Linked DNA regions of Homo sapiens: region 2 is linked to region 1. The links are chromatin loops, found by intact Hi-C in ENCODE. Cell type or tissue: Caco-2. All regions are shown on one strand. Links, peaks and the distances in the headings refer to the core of each region. The heading gives the core; the rest is flanking DNA.

Region 1 (5,386 bases), core at 178-5,177:
GAAAGTGGGTGCCTCTAGGGAAGGACTTCTGCTTTTCTTAATGAATCTTACAGATTTGACTCAACTATGTGCACAGGTAACTCTGATTAAAAAAGAAAAGAGTGTGCCATCTCTGGTGTATTCTTTGTCCCTGGGATGTTTGAGAAGACCTTTTAGGAGTGTGCTATAAAGGTGATCCAAGCATCCTGAGGGTGACTGGATGAAATTCCTTAGTTTCTTCCGAGCCTGGAGGTTGATGGGCTTATGATTTTCAGTAATGAAACTATTTCCAAAGCACTTGATGTCCTATGGAACTGTGGAAAATTTCTTCCTTAAACTGAAATATAGCCCCAACTAATCTCTACTGTTGATTCTGGTTTTACTACTTGGGTCATAAAAAACAAATCCAATCCCTGTTCTTTATCAGCCCTCTTCAAGCATGATTAGACTGTTTTCATCTAAAAACCATTCCTCACACCCACTGTTATGGTTTTTGATCTCCTCACATCCTGTTCAACTTCCTGTGATTACATTCCACTTCTGAAGTGTGTGTGTGTGTGTGTGTGTGTGTGTGTGTTCAAAACAGAACATAATATTCCAGTTGTGGCGTGACCACAGGACACCTCCTTCTTGATTATAAAGCTCATCAGTCAAGAGTAGAGACTTCAGAGTCAGCCAGCCTGGGTTTAGGCCTAGCTGTTTTTTGTTTGTTTTTGGTTTTTTTGGTGAGACAGAGTCTCGCTCTGTTGCCCAGGCTGGAGTGTTAGTGGCGTGTTCTCGGCTCACTGCAACCTCCACCTCCTGGGTTCAAGCAATTCTCCTGCCTCAGCCTCCTGAGTAGCTGGGATTACAGGCACCTACCACCACGCCCGGCTAATTTAGTAGAGATGAGGCATCACCATATTGCCCAGGCTGGTCTCAAACTCCTGAGCTCAGGCAATCCACCCACCTCGGCCTCCCAAAGTGCTGGGATTACAAGCATGAGCCACCGCACCTGGCCTAGACCCAGCTTTGATACTTCCTGGCTGTGTGACTTGGAATGAGTTATACAACCTCATTGTCCTTCAGTTTCTTTGTTGATAAAACAGGAACAATGTCAGTATCTTCCTCGTGAGATTGTTTTGAGGATTTAGCAATATGATAAATGCCCAGCACTTAGAACAGAGGATGTCAAATAGTAGATGTTTAAAGAGTGTTAGCTATTAATTTTTTTCCTAGAATTTTCTATCAGTGTAGCTCAAGAAACCTATGAATATTTTTGACTGCTTGTTTCAATTAATCAATAAAGCAATCAATTAAACAGCAAACATTTGTTGAGTGCCTCTCTGTGCCAGATGCTGAGAAGAAGGGGAATAAGACCCCTTATCTGGAGGAGTTGATAAGTTGAGTTAGTTAAGAACTAACATCCTTTATATTTGTTTTATTGTCTCTTTTTGAAAAAAAAAAAACATTTTAATCAAAGGTATACATGCACATCATTTAAAAAGGCATGGTGCTTCATGTCTGTTATTCCAGTGACTCTGGAGGCTAAGGTGGGAGGATTGCTTGAGGCCAGGAGTTTGTGACCAACCTGGGCAACATAGTGAGATCTCATCCCTAAAAATAAAAAATATATTAGCTGGGCTTGGTGGCTCATGCCTGCAGTCCTAGCTACTTGGGAGGCTGAGGCAAAAGGATTGCTTGAGCCGAGGAGTTCAAGGCTGCAGTGAGCTGTGATCACTCCACTGTACTTCAGCCTGGGCAACACAGTGAGACTTTGTCTCTAAAAGAATTTTTTTTTTTTAATTTTAGTTTTTGAAAAAGTTAAGCCAGGCATAGTGGCTCATGCCTGTAACCCCAACACTTCGGGAGGCTGAGGCAGGAGACTTGTTTGAGCCCAGGAGTTTGAGACCAGCCTGGGCAAGATGGCAAGACCCTGTTTCTATAAAAATAATAAATAAATAAATAAAAATAAAAGTATTGTTAAATAGTATTAAAGAAATTACAATGGTTCCCTGTATCACTCTTCACACTCTTTCGTTGCTTCTTCCTAGAGGCAACTACTTTTGATTCTTTTAGCCATTTCTTCTTGCATATACATCTCAGTACTTCTAAATGATATGCCTAGATATACTGTTTGCAATGGTGACTTTTAGACATAATCATCTGTTATGATAGATGAACATCCAACTCTTATACTATCCTTCCTTATTGTTCCCATGCCCCACCCTCCCAAGATAATACAATTTTTGATTAAACTTCTGTATTTACCTAACTTTTTATGCAAATACAATTTCCAGTTGAGCACTGTGAACTATGGTTGCCTTTTCTAGTTTTTCCTGAAATTGTTGCCTTTTTTCCTATTTGCCTAATTTTCTTTGTACCTCTTCTAGCAGACGCACCTTCTAATAGACACCAACATTGGATGGTTTATCACTTTCTTTTTTTCTCTTAGGATAGCCCACTCCCCACCCCACCCCCGATCCCTTTCCTCTTCTGAGTTGAATGCTCTCCAGGCTGTTGCAGAGCTGTCATCTATCTTGAGTCTTTCCTTCACTGTGGACCTTGGAATTCTCTAGATTTTTCTCCCAAGTTGGATTCCTCATCTCTTCTTTTTTGGTTTACTCTCTTATTTTGGGGGAGAACATCCTCCAGTAATCAGGTTAAAAAGGATCTTCCCTTAGTCCCCAGTGTTGTGAAATTTCACAATAATCTGCCTGGATTATTCTGGGCCCTCAGTGGCCCCTTCAGGAAATCTGGAAACTTAAGTCTTTCACTTCTGAGAAATTTGCTTGAATAATTTTACTGACGATTTCCTCTCGTTGGCTTTCTTCTCCCTTGTTTGGAAACTCTTGTTAATCAGATATTCAGACCCCTGGATTGGTTCTCTAATATCTTCATTTTCTTGTTTTTGTTTTCCCCTCTGTCATTTTACTCACCTTTCTAGAATGCCTCAATTCTATTTTCTGGTCCTAGGTTCCTTTTTATAGTTTCCTACTCTTGTTTCAAAGGTATGTCATTGTCTCTTATTTCCCTGAGGGTATTCATGATACTTTTAAAGTTTTAGTCACTGTGTATTTTATTTCCTCCGAATTGCTTTTATCTATTTGTTTTGTTCTCCAGTTTTCTTGCCCTGGGCTTTCCTTAGACATCTGGCACCCTTGGATGTTTGTTCAGGATTAGAGGACTAAAAAGTGGATTGGATGCTCTCAACTTGCAGGCAAGGCTTGTTGACTTTGAGCTTCACTGTAGGGTGAGCTGGAAGCACTGTTTGTTTTAGGAAACTTTTTTGCTTCAGTATTTTCTGACCTTTTTTCATGGACTGGTCAGATTCCTCAGAAAGAAACCTTTCTAATCTCCTGCCAAGGTTACAAGTATGCTGTCACTGTTCTGATGGCCAATTGGGGAAACAGAGCTGGGGAAGAAGGGCTGCGGGTCTCACCATTTTATGGTTTGTGTTACTGTTCTCAAATCAACCGCTGTGCCAATTGACCTCCGGTCAGGAAGGATTCCTTCAAAGAATAAACCTGCCATCTTGTATGGGGGAGGGGAAGAGGACATACTCAGTGATGTGGAGCAGAGAGGGGAATGAAGGCTCTGATTGCTTCTCACACAGCTTTTACCCAGCCCATCCTAGATTGGTTTCTTTCACCGTAACCTTCAGTTTCAGAAGCACTATCTGAAACTGCCAGTTCCTGAGCCTGTTGAGGACTCTGCATTGTAAATTTTGTTGGTTTTCTGGTTTTGCCACTGTTGGCTGAGACCTCGACATTCTATGATGTGCTAAATTATGTCAGCCCTAACTACATTTGAGCTGCATTGTGTATCAGGATTATATTTCTCTCTCTTTCTCTCATTCTGTTTTCTTTATTCTCTCCTTCTGGGTATTGGCCTTCCTGGATGGATCCTGTTTTTAAAAAAATCTTCTTTCCCTTTTCAATCTCTTTGTCTCTATCTTATACTTCCTGTGAGATTTCCTCAAGTTTATTATTTAACCCTTTCATTGAGCTTTTAATCTCTGCTATCACATTTAGAATTCCCAAGAGCTCTCTTTTTAAAAATGATGTCTTGTTTCATGAATATATCTTCTATCTCTCTGAGGACATTAATATTACCTGAAAACATTTTTTTATCTCCTTGTTTATTTCTTCTGAATTTCTTATTTCTGTTAGTTTCCTTCAAGAGAGTTGCTTTTCACAAATATCTTGGCCACTTATTTATTTTTGTTTTTTAGTTATTTTTTACAGATGGGAGTCTCACTTTGTTGCCCAGGCTGGACTCAAACTCCTGGGCTCAAGGAATGTTCCCACCTCAGCCTCCCTAGTAGCTGGGATTACCAGCTTGTGCCACCCCACCCAGCACTGGTCACTTATTTTTAAGGGAGAGGCACTAAAATGTTGATTGGAAGCCTTATTTAGGGGGATTTCATTAGCTGCTGGGCTTCTCTGAAGGGTGATCTGGCAGGTCTCCCATTTTTTTCCATTGGAAGAACTTTAAATGTGCAAAGGCAGGTTTCCCTTTGATATTTAGTTTCCCCTGAGGGGAGTTGTCTAATCTCTTGCCTAAAGGACAGAAACTTGCCTTCCAAGCATTCTGAAGCTGAGCCTCCAAAAGGTTGACAACATGGGCAATATTGGTGTGGATGTGTGTGGACATGTTTCCTCATTCCAGTTTGACCCTATCCCCTAATCCTGTTTTTTGCTGGTATTGCACTCTGCCCACTCTGGTGGCTGGAGTCCTACAGGCAGACTGCCTTGGCTGCTTAGTGTTATTTTTTCTTAAAATTTGTTTTTGTAATGTCCTTTAAGTAGGTTTGGAGGAAATAAACACACATCTTTAACTCTTCAAGTAAAACTAGAAGTCTTGCTTTTATAATGATTCATATCTGCTTGGCCAAATCATGCCTTTCTGAACTTGGGTAATTGTTTACATGGAGCTTCACTTCCCTGCATCTTTTTCATCAGACAAAGCATACTGGAATTTTGATTCTCTCATTTAATATACAAATAAGAGTATTTTGGTGCTGGCTTTCAAGAAGTTGGGCTAGGCTTCCTCAGGATTCTGGAATGTGGGTCAATATATCAACTTCTGCAGGACAGCTGTGGGCAAGAGAAAGAAGGCTGATACATGGAGCAAGTGCACTTGCTGTGTGTGTGAGGGTGAGAGAGGGACATGGATGTGATGCGACCCGAACTGACTTGTATGCTGAAATAACAGCATGCACTCATCCTCAACATGGCACCCCTGCTCTGCTTGGGCACCTCTGGGAAGCTGCACTGATGCCCTTGAGTCACGCTTTGCTCTGCATTTGCATATCCAGATTGCCAGGTCCTCTCCTCCCGAGCAGAGTTTCTTGAGAAAGCCCAGGTGGTGCAGCATGGCCTTTTTGAAGGCTTGCCTGCAACTCCTGCTCCAACAAGAGGTCATA
Region 2 (5,386 bases), core at 114-5,113, 91 kb after region 1:
AGCCCCATTTTCTATCCTCCAGGGAGGAAAGAGGGCCTGGAGATTGAGTTACTAATTGGTCATTCCTATATAAAAATCCCTCAACTATGAGTTTCAGGGAGCTTCCGGGTTGGGAAGCATACACAGAAGCTGGGAGCATGGTGCATTTCAATTCCACGAGGACAGAAGCTCCTGCACCCGGCCCCTTTTGGACCTCACCCTCTGTATTTCTTCATCTGGCTGTTCATCTATATCCTTTATCCTATTTTTTAACACAATAAACTGGTAATGGTAAGTTAGTGCTCCTCTGTGTTCTGTGACCCTTCCTAGCAAATATTCAAACCTGAGGAGGGTGTTGTGACAACTCTGATTAATAGCCAGTCCATCAGAAGTACAGGTGACACCTAGGACTTGTGATTGGCATCTGAAATGGGGAACAGTCTTGTGGGATTAAGTCATTAACTGGTGAGGTCTATGCCAACTCTGATTAAAATCAGAATTGAATGGAATTTTAGGACATCCAATTGATGTCCACAGGAGAATTGAATGTGTGGGGAAAAAACCCACATACCTGCTCACAGAAGTGTGTTGAATGTGAACATACAGAGAAAGTTTATTTTTTTCTATACAATAAAAATAATAGGGTTTACCTGACAAAGTTGTTTTGAGAATTCAGTGATATATTGCATGTAAAACACTCATCACACTGAGCATTTAATGTGTGTTAGATATTGTCATTTGTAATTAATCATTGAGATACCTTAGATGATTCTCATTCTTTCTGAAAAAGATAGTGATAGATCAGCGTTTAGTTAGAGAGTTCAATTAGCTAACACATGTATGAAGTATAAAGAGGACTTAGTTAATGGTTGTAAGAAATTGCATCTACTTCTTATGTTAACTGGTGGCCCACATCTCTGAATCTTCACAGAAGATCCTACCAATAAAAATTCATATTAGGAGCACGATTTATAGGCACTTTTATTTTTTATTTATTCCTATTATTTATAGGAATTATAGAGAAAATAAACATAGGAAAAACTTCCATAATAACTTATGATGCAGAAAGAGGTATTTATTATTACAGTGCTTATTTCCTTCAATATGACTGCTGTTTGAAGGAAATAGGAATTGAAAACAAACCCTGCTAGTAATGTAGGGAAACTGCCTGGATATATTTAGCCAAGGGCCCAGCTCTTCTGACAGCCCCAAATGCTAAAAATATTCACGAGTGTGGTTTTTGCCTTCACTGTGCTGGGTAAATATACATACACACTGCCCTTTAGGGTTTTTGAAATGCTTTGAAGTACTTACAGAGTTACAGCTCTTTGACTCCAACACAGAATCTTTGTGGTATGGGGGCAAAGCAATCTTGGTTAGCATGTGAAGCTAACCAAGGGATATGCATTTGAAGCACATCCCTGTGTGGAGCCTCTGGCTTCCATCAGAAACTTGGGAACAGGTTCTGTTGGTGCATCCATGTTTACTGCAAACAACTTCATCCCTGTAACACACCCTTGAAGTCCAAGTATCTGCAGAGCAAAGGACCAACTTCAAAGGAACATGAATCCTTGTACCAGATGGAGTTTGAGAGCTCTCCCATTCATTTCTCTGGGTCTGTCCTGGTTAGTTGTGCATCCTCAGTCACTGCATGAGTTCCCAGGAGGGCCAAGATGGTGGGGTCACACAAGGAGTAATAAATGGAGAAATTCAGGATATGACTGGGATGTTGGGCCAACAGAATTTGCTAATGGAGTGGATGTGACATTTGAGTAAAAGAAAAGATAAAGGATGACTCCAAGATTTTTGACCTGATCAAGCTGAAGTTTTTTCCTAAGGTGGCATACACAGCAGAGTGAGGAGCAAGTTTTGTGAGGGGAAGTGAAGGACTTGGTCTGGCCACTCTTATAGTGTCCTATTGCTGCCTAAAAAACCACCCCAACAGTGAGTGACTTAAAGCTGCAATGTATTATCTTTCATCTTTCTGTAGGTTGACTGGGCTTAGCTGGGTGATTCTGTTTTTCTCTTGCAGTTACAGTGAGACATCTGGGGCTCACTTATATGGCTCTTGTTACTACTGGCTCTCTGCTGGGAGCTGAGCAACGGCCATCCACAGCAGTGCCAACATATGTTGCTTGGCCTTCTTACAGAGGAGTGGCTGAGTTCCAAGAGGGAGTGTCCCAAGCAGTTGCATTCCAAGAAAGTCAGGTGGAAGTTCCAAACATTCCTATGACCTAGCCTAACAAGTGCACAAAGCGACTTCTGCTGTGTTTTATTGGTCAAGCAAGTCACTACGGCCAGACCCTATTCAAAGGAAGGGGAGAAAGGCTTCACTGCCTGATGCGAGAAGCAGGGAGGGAAAGAGTTGTTAACAACCATCTTTGGACAACTTCTATCACTGATGTTGTAAATTTGAAATATGTCTTGATATTCAAGTCTGGAACTCAAGGAGAGATTGGGTCTGGGAAATGGGCAGGAAATTTTGTAATTGTGGGACCAGCCCAAACTGAGCCTGCTTTGTTGATAACAAAAGTGTCGAGTTACCTTGTAGGTATAACAGAGCCAAAAAACTGCAAGTCATATAACCTGGGCATGTGCTATAGAAAAAGCTTTGACCTCTAACAACACCCAGAACCAATGATTCCTCCACTCAGAACCAGGAGGACCAGACCATGACCAGAACATGAACACCAGAACACACCAGAACGCACCAGAACGCTTTCAGAAGGAGGGGTCCATTGGCCTGGAAGATCTGGGGCTAAAGTCTGCCTCAACATACCTTACCGTAAATGGCCAAATTTGAAGCCCTCCAATCAGACCAAACCAACATTCCCAAATCCTTTTTCCCTTGCCCTTCAGGCCCATAAACTTGCCCCAGACCCCAAATCAAGGAGATAGATTTGAACCCAACCCCTGTCTTTTTGCTGGCAGGTTTTGCAATGAAGCCTTTCTTTTCTCAAAAGCCAGTGCCATAGTTATTGGCCTCTGCACTCAGCAACCCCATTTGCTCCACAACGAATTCCTCCTCAGAGATTTCTGTTTGGAGCATTAGATCTAATGCTGTTAAATTAGAAACAAATTGCCTTCCTGTGTGTGTGTGTTTTTTTTAAGTGATCGAGTTGGAATTCTGTTATTCTGTTGGATATCTCTGTGGTAGCTGGTAAATGAACTACATATTTTAATCATACATAATATTTATCAATCGCTTAACACAATGCCTCATGTTAAGCAGCTACTGTAGACAAGTGCTGATTATTGTTATTAGCTATATATATATGTTTTATATGTTATTAGCCATATATATGTTTTATATGTTATCAGCTATATATATATATATGTTTTACATTTCCTTATTCATGTTCTTTCTAAACCAGATAGATGTCCCATGCTGGGGCTCCATGATGCACTAATCTGGCTGTACTCACATTGGGTTGATCGTTCTTGAGGTTGTACATCAGTTCAGATGACCTGAATATTAACGTGTGCACCACTTCTCAACCTGGAGCCTTCTGGCATATCCCCAGAGCCCATTAAATCTATAAAAATCTAAAATGTGTTTTCCTATTTATAATACTATTAAAGTAATAAAAATACTTTCTAGAATCCCTGCATTAGAGGAGTGTCTGATTACTAGGCTTTTAGTTTAACAAAACGTGACTAGAGCGACCCAATCTTAAAGCTCGTAGCTAGGCACTCACAAAGCACCTATAAAGTGAATGCTTATGGTCTGCAAATAGTCACATTGTAAGCTGACTGCTCTTCTAATTGCAGAATATTATGGCCACACAGAACATCTCCCACCAGGCCTACAGAATGTCCAGATGTCCTAAGAGTACAGCCCACTTTTCTTAAATATAATGTTAATGGGCAGGCTTAGGTTGAAGAATTAATGGTCATTGATAGCACCAATAACCCCTACCTTCAGTGAGCACATCTGTACATTCTAAGTTTAATTATAGCTCTATAGTTTCTTATAAATAGAGACACTAACAAAGGACGGCACGTTTTTCGTCCTGCTTTCTGAGGATGTGCTACTCAATAACAGAGTAGTTTCTAATAAACTTGCTTATTTCATTGTGGTTTGAGATTCACCCTGAATTCTTTTCTGTGCAAGATCCAAGAACCCTCTCCTGGCCTCTAGATGGGGACCCCTTTTTCCGGCAACATCTTGACCACCTCCTTTTACTGAAGTCCCCCATACAGTTTTAGAGGGGCATTTACATTGAACATATGGTCATGTTAATACCAAGGAAACCCACATTCTATTACAATACACATGCTGAGGTTTTGTGGTCATTGCACAGAGAAAGGCAGTGGGAGAATGAATGGCTAGGAACATCTCTACATGAAGCCGCAAAGACTGCAGAGCTGGCTGGAGGTACAAATTCAGTCAGTGGTTTTGTGATGAAATCCTGTCTTCATATACACAAATTAGCAATGATCAATTAGCAGTAAACGCTATAGTGAAAAACAAAAAATTTTCTTTTGTTAAACAGCATTTTTAAATTTCAATACTGTATTTTGGAGTGTGCTAATTGGCCTTTCAAGATAATGGATCTATTGCTTTAAAAAAGCTTTGTTTGTTAAAAAGAAAAACAATAATTACAGTAACAATAATGGTTCCAGGGCCAGGTGTGGTGGCTCACACTTGTAATCCCAGCACTTTGGGAGGCCGAGGCGGGAGAATTGCTTGAGCCCAGCAGTTCAAAACCAGCCTGGGCAACAGAGTCAGACTCTGTCTCTATAAAAAATAAAAAAATTAGCCCAGCGTGGTGGCATGTCCCTGTGGTCCCAGCTACTCAGGAGGCTGAGATGGGAGAATCTCTTGAGCCGAGGAGATAGGGACTTCATTGAGCCCTGATTGTGCCACTGCACCCAGCCTGGGTGAAAGAGAGAGACCCTGTCTCAATAATAATAATAGTTCCAACGGCCAACATTTGCAACAAGTAAAACTAAATACATCAGTTTATTTTCTACTATTAAACCAAACATCAACAAGTTAGTGGCAGCAAATAACATCAACCATTACTCTGAATTAATATTGATAATTTTCATTTTGTTAGTTTTGTAGTTTAGTTTGTATTTAATTCCTACATTAGATTTACTCTTAGATTTGCATAACAGCTATGCATATACAGCATTTATACTTCATTTATCTTAAAGAAACATAATTAAAATGATTTGTCCACACTAATGATTTATAATATTTTTCCATTTAAAGGGTTACTTCATTACTCATGTTTAAGAAACAGTGACTTAATCAATAAGCTCCTATAAACCCAAGAAACATTCTCAACATCTGGCTAGTAAGAGGGTTTAGAAAACCCACTATAGGGCCCATTTTTTTCCTCCCAAAGATGTTGATAGACTTGGAAAATTCTGGATCTAGTTGGTTTTTGTTGTGGTT

Evidence for each region. A loop is a pair of places that touch in the nucleus more often than their neighbours do. Peaks named below come from ENCODE experiments on the same cell type or tissue, not always from the same donor. Only the 100,000 strongest peaks of a DNase experiment are listed, where the experiment ranks them.
Region 2: it touches region 1 in a loop (3-fold over the local background); 8 of 110 quality-filtered maps call a loop at or near these places.

What each region holds. Positions count from the first base shown.
Region 1 is chr7:22,671,263-22,676,648 of GRCh38, reverse strand. No RefSeq gene overlaps it. Among named protein-coding and RNA genes, the nearest start is that of IL6, 53 kb to the left of the region's middle. In Caco-2, for the core only: no CTCF peak of the experiment used is centred there; DNase peaks (open chromatin) are centred at 3,158 and 4,600.
Region 2 is chr7:22,580,212-22,585,597 of GRCh38, reverse strand. No RefSeq gene overlaps it. Among named protein-coding and RNA genes, the nearest start is that of STEAP1B-AS1, 20 kb to the right of the region's middle. RefSeq lists an enhancer at 1,878-2,452. In Caco-2, for the core only: no CTCF peak of the experiment used is centred there; a DNase peak (open chromatin) is centred at 2,177.